Regions from separate parts of the Homo sapiens genome. Here region 1 is linked to region 2. A link is a contact called in ENCODE Hi-C or POLR2A ChIA-PET data. All regions are on one chromosome and are shown on one strand. The core of a region is the stretch at or near the end of the contact, and the rest is flanking DNA. Distances in the headings are between cores, read along the strand shown.

What was found. A loop is a pair of places that touch in the nucleus more often than their neighbours do. ChIA-PET counts read pairs that join two places held with the same protein, here RNA polymerase II (POLR2A). Pooled maps may share reads with other maps.
Region 1: a pooled map shows a loop between it and region 2 (2.0-fold over the local background). The contact joins the enhancer-like site here to the promoter of SNX29 in region 2. A Hi-C loop is called at or near these places in 1 of 37 single-sample maps with no recorded cell type and 2 of 50 pooled maps. POLR2A ChIA-PET finds 5 or more read pairs at or near these places in 1 of 52 experiments (GM10248).

What each region holds. Positions count from the first base shown.
Region 1 is chr16:12,403,728-12,410,727 of GRCh38, forward strand. The region is part of intron 18 of SNX29 (sorting nexin 29); the gene reads left to right. Among named protein-coding and RNA genes, the nearest start is that of SNX29-AS2, 35 kb to the left of the region's middle. RefSeq lists enhancers at 1,689-1,788, 3,315-3,444. Within about 2 kb of position 3,749, at least 3 of the 41 ENCODE cell types and tissues checked have a DNase peak (open chromatin) inside an H3K27ac peak, as active enhancers do.
Region 2 is chr16:11,975,301-11,977,983 of GRCh38, forward strand. It overlaps SNX29 (sorting nexin 29), which reads left to right and starts at 1,434. Exons shown (of 21, transcript NM_032167.5): 1 at 1,434-1,513. The coding sequence starts at 1,507. It also overlaps a transcript of NPIPB2 not described here. RefSeq lists an enhancer at 98-749 and a silencer at 1,244-1,703.

The DNA.
Region 1 (7,000 bases), core at 2,499-4,998, 430 kb after region 2:
CTCTTCGTGCCAGTCAGGCTCTTAGTGTGGCTGCTGTGGAATCTCAGCTCAGACTGCATGAGCAGAAACGGAGATGTGTGTTTGCTTGTTTTGCATCTGAAAAGTCCAGTGGTAGGTCGGGCCTTGGGCATGGCTGGACCTGCCATCAGGAACCTGCTGCCATATCCTGTGTCTGCTGCTTGGTGACCCTCTCAGGCCAGCTGTCCGTGGGTTGACAGGATGACCCCAGCAGCGCCAGGTTCTCAGCCTGGAAGGGCGGGTCTCACTGGTGTGTCCTGGATCTTGAGCCTCTTCCTACACCTTGGGGTTGGGTGACGGACTCTGTGACTGGCCTGATTCAGCTCATGTGACCACCACTGTCGCCAGGGTGGGTGTTTACCTCACCTGACCACATGTCTGAGAGTGGGGAAAGGAGATTCCCCAAATGAGAGCCAGAGAATTCTTTCCAAAAGAAGGGGCAATGGATACTGGACAAGCGGGACCTGTAGACATCGCCTCTGCTTCCTTGGGGTACGGATAGCCGCACCCAGGTGGGCATTGAGTGTCTGGGGCAGCGAAATGTGTGTCTGCTTAGGAGGTGATTTTACCCAATCAAGGGGACTCCAGTTCTCCGTCTCCTCTCTGATTTTCTGAAGCCTCTTTTAGCCCTGCCCACAGCTCGTCTGCATGTCTGTCTTCCTTCTCCTCCTCTCTCTTACCACGGACTCTGATTTCCAGGCTTTGGTGTGCCCTTGTTCTGGGACTGCTTTGTTCTCAGTGCTGAGCCCCAGCTGCTTCCTGCTTCTCCTGTCTGCTTGTGCTAAAATAATTGTCGTTAGGTTTTGTTTTATTCCCCATGAGCTCTCTGCAAACCCTTGGATTTTGTTGCCATTTTTCTTAGTGAGAAATTGACTTATTGAAGAAATTTTCTTGTCTATTAAGATATTTTTCCCCAAAGAGTGGGGTGTTGAAGAAAGGACACTGAACTTGAAAGCGGAATCCCTGGTTTAAATCCTGTGACCTTAGATGAGTCTTAGTTTCTTCAGCTGTAAAATGGAGACAGTAATCTATCTTGTAAAACTGTTTTGAGATTAGAAATACCTGGCCTGCAGTAGACACTCTATTCATTTCTCACCTTCCCAAATGACCGCTGTGCTTGGTCTCAGGTCTAAGCATAATATGCACATCTTACTGGAAATCTTAGGGACAGATGAGCTAGACTTTGGCATGAGAAGTTTGTTTTAGTTTGACACCTTCAGCTGGGCAACAGTCATAGGAGAATCTTGAGTGTTCATGTTGTTCCCAGCTCCGGTTTAAAGGGAGAATTAGATATTATGGATTTTCAAAAATCCTCTTCTCTTTGTTTCTCCTTTTGTCCCCCACAAACCCAACTTTCTTATTTGACCCTTCAAGTTCTGCATTGTGGTCATCAGAGAGCTGGAAGGTGCAGCCTGGAGGATGAAAAAAGTACAGCAGACAGCTCTATTTTAGAGCAAAATTAAAACATGTTATCACTTGAGAGGTTTCCTTGACCTTTCAGTTTTGACTTTTCCCCCTGTTTACCCCATGAAGCAACTTGGCAATTTTTAGCTCCTGAAAGCTATGAATTGAGACGGACCTTAGCAAATATGCCGTTGCCTGGGAGATTGTTTCCACAGTGGCCACTGTGGCAGTGAAGCCACTCTCTCCCCGTCCTTTACGGTGTGAAGCTCTCATGGGTTCAGCCCTGCTTCCAGCCAGCCTCAGGCCTGGCCGCTCTGCATCGCTGGGAGCAACTTCACTCCACGCCTTTGGCCTTCTGCAGCCTTCCTGATGCTGGGGTGTGTGAAGTGGTGTCTCTTGCATGCAATTATTTTTCTCTTTTTAGCAAATGATGCTTCTGATTGGTGCCTGCAGAGCAAAATCAGAGCATGTGTTTGGAAGCATTTTAGAAATCCTTTATTGCCATGTTTTTACTTTATATAAATGATATTGCATAGAAGGTGACTCATTTAAAATACTGGTACTGTTGAAGAGTACTTATTTTAGAATTAAAAAAGTATGCTGGCCAAGCATGGTGGCTCACGCCTGTAATCCCAGCACTTTGGGAGGCTGAGGCGGGTGGATCGCCTGAGATCAGTAGTTTGAGACCAGCCTGGCCAACATAGTGAAACCCCATCTCTACTAAAAATACAAATTAGCCAGGCGTGGTGGTGGGCGCCTGTAATCCCAGCTACTTGGGAGGCTGAGGCAGGAGAACGGCTTGAACCCAGGAGGCAGAGATTGCAGTGAGCCGAGATCGCACCATTGCACTCCAGACTGGGTGACAAGAATGAGACTCTGCCTCAAAAAAAGAAAACAAGTATGCTATTTAATTCCACAAAAGATTTGACATAATTTCTAGAGAAACGTCTAAAAAAGAATGATAAAAGAGAGGTTAAAAAAAATACATCAGGGTCAATGAAAATGTAAACTAAGGGTTTAAAAGGAAAAAGCGGAAAGCATATATATGTGTCATGAGATTCTACACAGTTGCACTCATTGATTTATGAATTTCCTGTGGGCTTCCTGGCAGCCATTGTGAAAGGGAAATGTGGTTATTTGGATAATTCTGTTGCTAATGATAAGAAAATATGTTAATTCTTTAAAAGAAGCTGTAAAAGAAATTTCCACACAGGATTTGAGATTAAACAATAAAAAAGGATAGAGTAGACAATCCCCATCTACATTCCCGTGACAGCCACTGTCTGGTTTTCTTAAGATTTCCCTTGAAGGAAACCAAGGGCATAACCCCAAAGTGAACATAAATTCGACTGGAGAGCCAAGACATGTAGCTTTCTCAGGAGAGCGGTGCTCCCTGGTACTGGAGCTGCGCTGTCTGTACCAGAGCTCCTAGCCATGTGTGGCTCTTGAGATTTATATTAATTAAAATGAGATTTATATCAATTAAAATGGCTCATGCCTATAATCCCAGCACTTTGGGAGGCCGAGATGGGTGGATCACTTGAGGTCAGGAGTTCAAGACCATCCTGGCCAACATGGTGAAACCCCATCTCTACTAAAAATACAAAAATTAGCTGAGCGTTGCTGTTGCATGCCTGTAATCCCAGCTACTTGGGAGGCTGAGACAGGACAATCGCTTGAACCTGGGAGGCAGAGGTTGCAGTGAGCTGAGATCGCGCCACTACACTCAAGCCTGGGCGACAGAGCGAGACTCTGTCTCAAAAAGAAAGAAAGAAAATGAAAGATTCGGCTCCTCAGTTGCACCACATTTCACATGCTGAGCAGCCAGACGTGGCTGATGGCTCCTGTTCTGGACAGCACAGATCTGGAACATTTACCCCACACACAGAGGTCTGCAGGGCGGCTGCCTTGGAACAAGCTCTCCTAGCGTGTGGGATGGCAAGATGGTGGTGTATGTGCCAAGTCAGGATTTAGAAGGACCACACTGGCCATGAAAGGCCACATCCTGCGGGGAGAAGGGCCCCCGCTTTTTCAGCCCTTCATGGCTTCCAGCTCCTTGGAAGAGGAAGTCTCTGTGTCACTCTCTTACCTCTCATGTCCCTCTGATCTTTCTTAGGAAAAACAGCAAGGCTGGGGTCATTGCCTTTGGCAGGTGACAAGCTTAAGGTTAATTAGATTGTTTTTTTTTTTTCTGTATTCATTTTTACATTTGCCTCCTAGTTATGTCACAGAATTCTATTTTTCCATTTACCATGGTGATGTACAGTCCCCCTTTAAAATATATTTTAGGTAAAAAGGAAATGAGTCAGCTTAAAGAAAGCTACTAAATAAACAATCGTGAAAACAGTCCAAAGTTTAGCATGATGCTCTATGAATGATTGATATTTGGGTAGCACTATAAAGGAACAGATAGACTGTGATTAACAAATACCAGTATAATAATTAGTAGCCACCTCTCACTGGTTTGTGTGTTGTGTAATAGCTCATTCAATCCTTGTAGCCATCCTGTGGGGTAAGAAACTCTTACCCCATTTTATAGGTGAAGAATCAAAGGCACAGAGAAGCATCTCATTTACTGACATGTTTTTCAGCCCCCAAAGCAGTCTCTGACAAGGTCCTGGTCTTTAGAGATTCTGTGTTACTGAAGGAGGGCTGAATCAAGCTCTTTAAAAATCCTAAAAGCAGCTGTGCATGATGGCATGTGCCTGTAGTCCCAGCAGCTCCAGAGGCTGAGATAGGAGAATTGCTTGAGCCCAGCAGTTTGAGCCTGCAGGGAGCTACGATTGCATCTGTGAATAGCCCCTGTATTTCAGCCTACGCAACACAGTGAGACCCTGTCTCTCCAAAAGAATGTAAAAATTAACTGGGCATGGTGGTGCATACTTACAGTCCCAGCTACTGGGGAGGCTGAGGCAGGAGGATTGCCTGAGCCCAGGAGTTTGAGATTGCACTGAGCTGTTATAATGCCACTGCCACTCCGGCCTGGGTGGCAGAGCAGGACCCTTCTCAAAAAAACAAACAAACAAACAAAAAAAAAACTAGAAGCAGCTGGGACAGTCACCCTCATTCCAAAAGGCAAGGCCCAGCTCAACGAAGATCTCACCTGCATGGGCAGCCACCTACACCCCTGAGATGGTAGGCTAAGGGCAGGCCTGCAGCCAAGCCAGGACTTTTCCATAGGACCTCTCTGGGTCCACTGTGGTGCACACATTATCCAGCAAGCCCTCCACATCCAAGAGCCAGGCTGAGATGGTTTGCTTTGGAAAGTTGTCAGAGCAGTTGCTGGTCCACAATAACTTCTGTGGCCGTCCAGTATCTCAGGACATCTTGTTTGAGCAATGTCAGGGTCCCAGAACCTGCCTCGGGGTGGCTGCTTGAAAAAGTCCTCCGGCCAGGTGCAGTGGCCCATGCCTGTAATCCCAGCACTTTGGGAAGCCAAGGCGGGTGGATCACCTGAGGTCAGGAGTTCAAGACCAGCCTGGTCAACATGGTGAAACCCCATCTCTACTAAAAATACAAAAATTAGCTGGGCATGGTGGCACACGCTGTAATCCCAGCCACTCGAGAGGCTGAGGCAGGAGACTCACTTAAACCTGGGAGGCGGAGGTTGCAGTGAGCCAAGATTGCGCCATTGCACTCCAGCCTGGGGGACAGGAACAAAACTTCTAAAGGAAATAAAATGTCATCCTACATGCCAAAGAAATTAAGGTAATTCCCCTGCTATGTGCAGTCACAGAGCCCCCACTACTTCTATTGTGGAAAAATCTGGAATTATATTTGGCACAGAGGATTCTAGCAAGAAGTGCTGTGCATTGCCAAGGTTGAATGCAAATTATTGCAAAAAGTTTGTGTTCCTGTGTCCTGAGAGGGAGCTGAGGTGTGTTATGCCACTGAAAATAAGAAATGGCGGCATTTGACTACTTTTCAGGACAAAGTAATATCTGGAGAGTTCCTGATTTTAAGTTTTTCATCCGTGAGTACTTCTTACACGGTAGGCTGTGCTGATGCGTGGCTGCTGGCAGGCACTAGCCGGAGACAAAATGATTAAGGAGTGTCAAATAAAATGGAAAACAAAATTAAACTCAATCCAGTACCTTGTTTTGCTGGGTTTTTCTCTTTCTCTTGTTAACACACATTTTGGTTTGATTTTTCTGGCACTTCCATATGACAGAGTTAAATTTGTTGTTAATTAATTTCTAGTTTATACCTTTGCAGATGTTTGATCTTATTCCCCAAATTCCCTGACTCCAAACGGGTTTGAGATTCACTGTCTTTTTTTTTTTTTTTTTTTTTTTTTGAGACGGAGTCTCGCTCTGTTACCCAGGCTGGAGTGAAGTGGCGCAATCTTGGTTCACTGCAAGCTCCACCTCCCGGGTTCATGCCATTCTCCTGCCTCAGCCTCCCGAGTAGCTGGGACTACAGGTGCCTGTCACCACGCCTGGCTAATTTTTTTGTATTTTTAGTAGAGACGGTGTTTCACCGTGTTAGCCAGGATGGTCTCAATGAGATTCACTGTCTTAATATCCCACTCAAGTGTCTCTAAAGGTATGTTAGGCCTTAAAAAAGCTCACCTATTTGTTTTCTTCAACTATTACAGCCATCAGATTGGTATGAAGTAATACATCAGTGTACTTACCTGAGATCTTAGGTCTTTCCCTTTGAAAAATACCTTCAGTGTAAGTACATTTGGAATCAGTCTTCCATGTGGGATAAATTTCAGCCTTTGCGTCTAGCGACCACAAATGCTGGCTGTTGTACAATATTTCATTTGCGCAACAGAACCGATTAGATCTTCTTTGTAAAGAGGGTTGCTTTGTTTCAGCAAAGCGTTTTTTTTGTTGTTGTTTTGTTTTGTTTTTTTCTGAGAGGGAGTCTCGCTCTGTCACCCAGGCTGGAGTGCAGTAGCGCAATCTCGGTTCACTGCAAGCTCCACCTCCCGGGTTCAAGTGATTCTCCTGCCTCAGCCTCCTGAGTAGCTGGGAGTACAGGCACCCATCACCACGCCTGGCTAATTTTTTGTAGTTTTAGTAGAGACAGGGTTTCGCTGTGTTAGCCAGGGTGGTCTTGATCTTCTGACCTCGTGATCCACCTGCCTCGACCTCCCAAAGTGCTGGGATTATAGGTGTGAGCCACTGCGCCTGGCCGCGTTTTTTTCTTCTAGAATAAGTTCTGTTTCCTAGAGGCCACAGGGTGTTGTCTTGGCCTGAGGAATGTTGGTATCCCAGGAAAACTTGTTCAGTATCTGAACTCTTCCCATCTCCCATCCTGCAGAACAAAATCACATAGCCTGAGTGGTTATTATTATTACTTTGTTGGAGACAGGGTCTCGCTTTGTCACTCAGGCTGGGGTGCAGTGGCACAATCATGGCTCATTTCAGCCTTGAATTTCCAGGTCAAGCAATCCTCCTGCCTCAGCCTCCTAAGTATCTGGAACTGTAGGCATGTACCACAATGCCCATATTTTTGAAGAGACAGGGTCTCACTGTGCTGCCTAGGCTGGTCTGTAACTCCTGGTCTCAAGTGATCTTCCCACTTGGGCCTCCCAAAGTGCTGGGATTACAGGTGCAAGCCACTGTGC
Region 2 (2,683 bases), core at 184-2,683:
CTACGCCCGGCTAATTTTTTGTATTTTTAGTAGAGACGGGGTTTCACCGTTTTAGCCGGGATGGTCTCGATCTCCTGACCTCGTGATCCGCCCGCCTCGGCCTCCCAAAGTGCTGGGATTACAGGCGTGAGCCACCGCGCCCGGCCAATCCATCACCTTTTCTATCTCCACTGCCACCACTGTAGACAGGCACCATGTCTTGCCTGGACAACTGCAATAACTCCTTAACCACCTGCTCTTTCTCCACCCTGCCCCCATTATAATTCATTCTCATCCCAGGAAGAGCCATTTTTGTTGTTGTTGTTGTTGAGAGGGAGTCTCACTCTGTCACCCAGGCTGGAGTGCAGTGGTGGGATCTCGGCTCACTGAAACCTCTGCCTCCCGGGTTCAAGCAATTCTCCTGTTTCAGCCTCCCCAGTAGCTGGGACTACAGGCGCACGCCACCATGCCTGGCTAATTTTTGTATTTTTAGTAGAGATGGGGTTTCACTATGTTGGCCAGGCTGGAATCGAACTTCTGACCTCAGGTGATTCACCCACCTTGGCCTCCCAATCATGCCTTGGGATTACAGGCATGAGTCACCGCGTCCGGCCTAGGAGCCATATCTTAAAACCTAATTCAGATCGTATCACTCCTCTGCTTGAGTCCTTTTTTTCTTTGGTAGAGAACGGCGTCTCGCTACGTTGCCCAGGCTGCTCTTGAACTGCTGGCCTCAAGCGATCCGCCTGCCTCCGCCCTCCCAAGTGCTGGGACCTTCCTAGAATTAGGCAGAAAAGCCCAAACTCCTTCCTCTGGCCTGCAAGGCCCTCCCTCCACCTCCTCAATCTCCTTTTCTCACTCACCCTCTCGAACTCCTGACCTCAGGTGATCCGCTCGCCTCGGCCTCCCAAAGTGTTGGGATTACAGGCGTGAGCCACCGCACCAGGCCTATTTTCTCACTCATCCCCTCGCTCCTGTCAACCCCTCCAGGCAGGGGCCTTGCAATTGCCCCTCCTTATGGAACACTTTCCCTGGGGATCTTCCCGGACTGGGTTCCTCTCATCATCCAGGTCTGGGCTCAGAAGTCGCCTCCTTAGAGAGGCCCTCCGGGATTGCCCATCCGCCTGTGCCCACGCTTTGTCCCGTTCCTCTATTTTTATTTCCTTTCCCGCTCGCATCCCTCTCTGGGACGAAGTCGCCCCATCACTCGTGGGAACCTCAGGAAGGCAGGGGAGGCGTCTTGGGCACTTGGGGACAGCGACGCCTCCTCGCGGGGTCTCGGGTTTACCCTGAGTCTCCAGCCCGCGTAGCCTCAGCACCGCTCTCCACACCGGGTCCGGCGACTTGGATCTGCGCCGCGGTTTACGTTCCGGGTCGGCGGGCGGGGCCTCGTCGGCGGCCAGGCTCTACTTCCGGGGCGGGGCGGCCGGGGCGGGGCTCCTGTCTCCCGGCCTGTCTGGAGCTCGGCAGCCGCAGAAGCGGCAGCGGCGGCGGCGCGGCGCAGGCACCGGCCCGGGGAGAGGCACCATGAGCGGTGAGTGGCGGCCCCGCCGCTGTCACCTGCCCCGGCCGCCCCGGCTCCCGCCGCTCCAGCTGCACACTCCGGCCCCTGCGTCCTCGCGCCCCGCTCCCTCGCAGACCCCCTCCCAGTCGCTCCCTTTTCCAGACCCCTGGCCCCCAGGACTCCCGGCTCGTGGCCCCTGCTCACCTGCGGGTCTCTGATCTCCCGTGGCGGGGCACTCCTGGTCTCCTGACTCCTGTCCATCCATAAAAACCAGCTCCTAAACCCCTGTCCCCAGTTGTTCCAGTCCTGCGATCCCCTTGCCTAGTGTCCAGACCCCCAGTTCTGAGACCTCCCAGGTCTCAGTCTCTCCTAACTCCTAGACCCGCTGCGTCCCAGCTCCAGTTCCAGGTCCCCCATCCCCAGTCATCCCCGCTACCCAGGCCCCTGGTCTCCAGTCCCTGCAGTTTCCACACAGGCATAGTCTTTCTGGACAGTTAGTTTGCTGACCCCAGTACCCCCGTGTCCCAGGAGCTTCTGGTCCCCAGAGGAGCTCAATTCTGCAACCCGTTTGTCTTCCCCATCCCTCTCATCCCTCCCACCCCTGTTCCCAGTGCTTTGCTCTTCCCATCACCAGTTCTTCCCAGTTACCCACTCGGCTTCCCTCTCCGGTCCTGGCTTTTACATTTCGATGATCCTTGCATATTCCATCCTTGTCCATGTCTTATCCTGGCTCATCATTATCATTTAAGATCTCTCTTGCCTTGTCCTGCAGCCCTTCCCTTCTTGTCCCGTGCCCAGCCCATCTGGGGACCGTCACTTCGTCCTTCTTCTTCCCAGTCCAAACTTCTTCCTCTCACCATCGAGGGGGTGGTGTTGATGGGGATGCTGGAAGTGAGAGGGAGGTGGGTGTGGGCAGCTCGTCCTCAATGTTTTCTGAAGTTTAGTCCCTTGACTCTACCCTCCTTTCCTCTGAGGAGTCTTATTGGTGTTTTGGTGCTAAGTCATTCCTGGGTGTTGTATGTGGAGATGGGAGTGACTCAGGGAAGCCTCTCAGCTCTCCCCTGACTGTCCAGCCACTCTGGGATCTGGATTTATTTAGGAAGCCCCGCCTATCCTCCTAGTGCCTGTTTTCCCCTCACTGTGGAATTGTTTCTGAGGATCCCTGCATCCAGCCGTCCTGGCCGTTGTCTTCCACTCAGG